Linked DNA regions of Homo sapiens: region 2 is linked to region 1. The links are chromatin loops, found by intact Hi-C in ENCODE. Cell type or tissue: mucosa of descending colon. All regions are shown on one strand. Region 1 overlaps LIPE (lipase E, hormone sensitive type). Region 2 overlaps MEGF8 (multiple EGF like domains 8).

Region 1 (2,500 bases):
GAAAGTTGGGGGAGCAGCATCAGAGGATAACGGGCCCAAGGCTCTGGGCTCACCGCAGGCACTCCCTCGCCTTCTCCGCCTCTTCCCGGGGCCCAGTGCTGCCCCCTGCCTGCTTCACAGGAGCCCCAGGAAGCTCCGATCTTCCTTCTCTAGGCTCAAAACCCCTGCCATGGAGAAGGGGGGAATACAAGTTTTATCTATGGAACTGGAGGTTACTTGTTGAAGTCCCCTGATGTGGGGGGAAAAACCAACGCAGCCCTAATCCTGAAGCTGAGGGTATCTGTGAGGCCCTGGTCCAGAGGGCAGGCAATGGCGGCCCCTCCGCCCAGAGGCCAGTCTGTCTTGTCTCTCCCACAGCTGATAAGAGAGTAACGCGTTTCTCAGCGCCGGGGCTGCTGGGTATGCTTTGAGAGGGAAGGAAGAGGGGCGGCAGGCAAAGGCAGGGATTGAGGCCTGCTCTCCCCAGTGCTGAGGATAGAAAGCTGTTTCTCCAGGCCTCCAGAGCACAGTCTCAAGGGATGCCCGCCCCACACCACCGCGGCGGGCGAGGTTGCCTTTCAGGCGGTCCAGAAGCAGTTGGCTGTGTGCGTGTGAGCAAGGCGGTCCAGAAGCAGTTGGCTGTGTGCGTGTGAGCAAGCCTCGAGCCTCCTCTGTTTCCCGCCATTTCTCAAGCATGCGTCGTTCCCTCTACCTCCGCTCTTGGGCCGGCCCGCGGCCTGAAGCTAGTGCGCAGGCGCCGAGCGTTCTCCTACCACCATCCCCCACCCTCATTATCGGGAGCATGGATTAGGGGGCGGAGACAGAGGGAGAAAGATCCCCCAGGAAAAGCGCAATAGGAGAACTAGGAGACAGGAGAGGGAAAGCGGGGCTCCCTCCTCCAACGGCTCTCAGGCACAGCCACGCCTCCAGCGCTGGCGCCCCGCCTCGTCTTTGAGTTGGCAGAGGACCTGGCCCGCCCCCACCCCAGGCAGAGGCTCAGAGGCGCCCCACTTTCCCCCTTCAAAAGGCGGGCCGGGCCGCGTGCTAGGGCATCCCTCCCTGGGAAGGTGAGTGGGATGGCGAGACTGAGCCAGCACATGGGAGGCTTCCCAGCACGTGGGAAGATCGGGACTTCCCTGCTGGGGTGCTCCCCGCGGGGCTCCGCACTAGTCCTGCCCGAAGGACGCTTTTCGCCACCCCCGGGGTTGCCTTTTTGTTGGCCGCGAGCCCTTTAATGCGCGGTAGGGGGCGGAGCCAGATCTTAAATTCTGGCGGTTGGGGGCGGAGCACGGCAGCGGAGGGAGACCAGAATTGGTTAGGGAGCTGGACCCAGAGAAGAGCAAGCTCGGGATTGGGTAATAGGGGGGCCCGACAGTAGTGTGTAGCGAGGATTGGCCCTCCGGGCAGGGCCTCGCGGCTGGAATTGGCCCCCGCGGGAGGACCGCGGGGAATTGATGGAGTTGGCCGGGGGAACGGAGCCCGCCGAGGCCGCTATGGCCCCGGCCTCGAAGAATGCCAAAGAGGGCTCAAGGAGCCACGGTCGCCGGCGGTGGCGAAAAGACAAGGCCAAAGGTGAGCGCGCGGAGACCGGCAGCAGCCCGGAAGGAACCTCGTACATCCTACGGGGCAGTGGGGACAGCGTGGACTGGCCCACTGCCACAGGGAGTTGGGGGGGTCCGCGGACTGGCCCATTGCCGCTTGCGGGGACAACGGGATGATCCATTGTGAGAAGGGGGTGATGTGACAGCCGAGAGGCCCACCCTGGCACAGGGACTAGCTGACGCCCGGATCGGCTTGGGAGCAGAGTCCGGAATGCGAGCTTCGTGGACCAGGGTTCCCGCTCGGATTCCGTATTCGCTGTGTGACCAAGGGCAACGGATGCCCTCAGTGTTTCCCACCTGGGGAATGCTTCAAGCGCCGATGTTCAGGGCTCCAGCGCTCTTGAGAGGATAAGGGGGAAGGAGGTTAGCAGGTGTTACTCAAAGAGGAAGTCTAGCGGTGAGTCAAGGAGAGGTAGGAGGAAGGGGTGCCCATAGTGGAGAGTGCAGCGGGGCCAGTAAAGTTCATCGCAGTCCCGGCCTCCCACCCGGCAAGTCAGTCCATCCATCCATCCATTCATTGTCAGTCAACCCGCTTCAGCCGGCTCCACTGGGGCCTAGCCCTGACCCCTACCCTTTCCAGGACAACGGGCCCTGGCTTGGCTTCAGACCTCCACACCTGCCTCAGCAAAAGGGAAGGCCTCATTTCTCTAGGGTGTCACATTATTTTCAGGTCTCAAAAGGCGGAACAAAGGCTGACAGACCAACAGAAATGCTGCAAGCCTCAGGCAGGGGCAGGTCCTCAGTTACAAGCATTTATCAATCAGCATGGGGACCCGTGGGAGGTTCCCATGCAGGAAGGAAACTAACACCACCCCTCAGCCCCAGGGACCCCAAACTCATTGCTTCCCCTGCCGTAGAACACATCATTAGCCCAGAATAGACCTGGAGTTGGCTTCAGACACACGCAGGCTCAGACAGGC
Region 2 (2,500 bases), 63 kb after region 1:
TTCTGCCTCCCAGACACTGTCCTGCAGGCCCCCAACCCTGCATCCCAAGCTGGACATAGCACAGGCCTCCTGAGCCTGGCTGTCCCCACCACCATTTGGTAATAGATGGTCCCACATCCACCTGTCACCCAGGCTGGAGACGCTGGACCACACCCCAGGTCCTCCTGCCCATGCAGCCACCGAAGCCTTCTGCCTCCTGGATTTCTCCCTGACCGTCCCCTCCTCCCCACCCCTGCAGCCCCTTGCCCAACCTGGTCCCCACCTGCAGGCTCTCGTCACTCTACCCCTCACAACAGCGCCAGGGATCTCACTGCCCAGGCCCGTCCCTGCCCTGTCCTGCTCAGGCCTTCCATGGCTCCCTGTCCTGCACAGGGGGGGTCCACAATCCCTTACCCCAAATCCCAAGAGGTACACACGTTTCAGACTGTTCTGGATTTTAGAAAAGCAGTGGGTGTACCCACTGTTACACAATACCTCCAGTGGGGTCTGGGGTAAGGAGCACTCCGAAATCAAACCATTAACATTCCTGTAGTAACTGACAACACACCCTTCGGGCAAATAAGGCCAACTAATAGCCTCATATCAGTGAGGGTGACTGGGCAGCGAAGTGAGTCTGTGCTAAGCCTAAGAAAACACTTTCAGTGTCCAGGATGTCTGCATTCCTGGAACCGCAGCTGAAGGATCTGTGGAGCTGGACAGAGCCAGTGCCTCTGCCAGGCATGGGAAGCCCTTTCTGAGCTGACCCCCTCCAGCTTCCGGTCTCAGCCTCACTTCTGAATCACTGATGGTCTCAACTCTACCGTTCTTTTAAGGCCCAGTTCAGACCCAGCTCCTCCAGCAAGCATTCTTGCATGAGACCCCAGTCCCAGGCAGGGATCCCCACTCAGAGCTCCCCCGGCCACCCTGCCTGCGGTGATTCACCCCTTTCCTGAACCAGACGGTATACTCCTGAGGCCTCCATCCTGGTGTGGCCTAGCACAGGACCCCCATTAGAGGGCTCCACTCCCCACTGCCTGTCATGGTCGCCATGGTTACCTGTGGGCCTGATCCCCGGACAAGCAGGCCCCATGGCACCAGGTGCAGGCCCCAGACTGGTTACAAGCTTCAGGTGAGGACAGCAGGCGGCAGGGGTCAGGGGGCAGGGTCAGTGCCAGCAGGCGGCCCAGGGCCACTCCCCCGAAACCCCCAGAGATATACAGGCGGCTCCCGACTGCTGCCACAGCATGGGCCACAGACTCCTCCATTGGGGGCCCCACAGAGGCCGAGCCTGAGGAAAGATGGTGTATTCAGACAGATAGAGAGCAGGAGACTCCAGGAAGAGACCCACACCATGATGCCAGTCAGAGAAGGATGCAGGGAAAGAGGAGAAACACAGGGTCAAAGGACAGCAGAAACAAGGCCAAGGGCGGTGGCTCACACCTGTGATCCCAACACTTTGGGAGGCTGAGGCAGGAAGACTGCTTGAGCCCAGGAGTTTAAGACCAGCCTGGGCAACGTAGAAAGACCCCGTCTCTACAAACAATAAAAAATTAGCTGGGCATGGTGGTGCGCACCTGTGGCCCCAGCTACTTGGGAAGCTAAATTAGGAGGATCACTTGAGCCCAGGAGGTTGAGGTTGCAGTGAGCTGAGATTGCACCACTGCACTCCAGCCTGGGCAACAGAACAAGACCATGTCTCCAAAAAAAAAAAAAAAAACAGCAGAAGCAGAGAGGAAACACATGAGGATAGACAGCAAGCAAAAAAAAAGAGAGGGAGAGAGACACAAGCAGACAACAAAGGAACACAAAGAGGGAAATAAGAAGAGAGACAAATGTTTTCGAACCAGATAGATGTGGCGGCTGGACAACTCTCTGAAGGCACTAAATGCCAATGCTTTTTTTTTTTTTTTTTGAGAAAGAGTCTTGCTCTGTCACCCAGGCTGCAGCCAATGTATTTTTAAGATGGTTAATTTTATGTTATGTGACTTTCACCTCAATTTTTTTAAATCCTCAAAAAATAACTGAGAGACACAGACATGAAGTAGTCTCTGTCTACTGAATCTGAAAAGACAGATTAAGAGAAAAAGGGAATTAAATCCCAGCACTTTGGGAGGCTGAGGCAGGTGGACTGCTTGGGCCCAGGAGTTCAAGACCAGCGTGGGCAACATAGCAAAACCCTGTCTCTACAAAAAAAAAAAAAAAAAAAAAATTATCCAGGCGTGGTGGCATGCCTGTAGTCCCAGCTTCTTGGGAGGCTGAGGAGGGAGGATTGCTTGCTTGAGCCTTGGAGGCAGAGGCTACAGTGAGCCAAGATAGCATCACTGCACTCCAGCCTAGGCAACACAGTGAGACCCTGTTGCTAATAAAAATAGAAAAAGAGACAAAGGGTCAGAGAGAGAAGCAAAAAGAAAAGGAGACAGTCCCAGAAACACACTCACAACAGTCACTCACAACATTGAAATAAAAAGGCAAGTGACAGGCATGCTTCTACCTATGAACAGCAAAGACTGGTAGGAAACAC

What was found. Peaks named below come from ENCODE experiments on the same cell type or tissue, not always from the same donor. Only the 100,000 strongest peaks of a DNase experiment are listed, where the experiment ranks them.
Region 2: a loop joins it to region 1, with 15 times the contacts of the local background. A loop is called at or near these places in 1 of 110 quality-filtered maps.

What each region holds. Positions count from the first base shown.
Region 1 is chr19:42,422,470-42,424,969 of GRCh38, reverse strand. All of the region lies in intron 1 of LIPE (lipase E, hormone sensitive type), which reads left to right. The region is part of intron 1 of LIPE-AS1 (LIPE antisense RNA 1); the gene reads right to left. Among named protein-coding and RNA genes, the nearest start is that of LIPE, 3.7 kb to the left of the region's middle. RefSeq lists enhancers at 1,391-1,460, 1,651-1,730. In mucosa of descending colon, no CTCF peak of the experiment used is centred here; DNase peaks (open chromatin) are centred at 410, 959, 1,269 and 2,059; H3K4me3 peaks cover 896 bases.
Region 2 is chr19:42,359,542-42,362,041 of GRCh38, reverse strand. MEGF8 (multiple EGF like domains 8) reads right to left here. Exons shown (of 42, transcript NM_001271938.2): 32 at 1,036-1,267. Among named protein-coding and RNA genes, the nearest start is that of MIR8077, 9.7 kb to the right of the region's middle. In mucosa of descending colon, no CTCF peak of the experiment used is centred here; no DNase peak of the experiment used is centred here.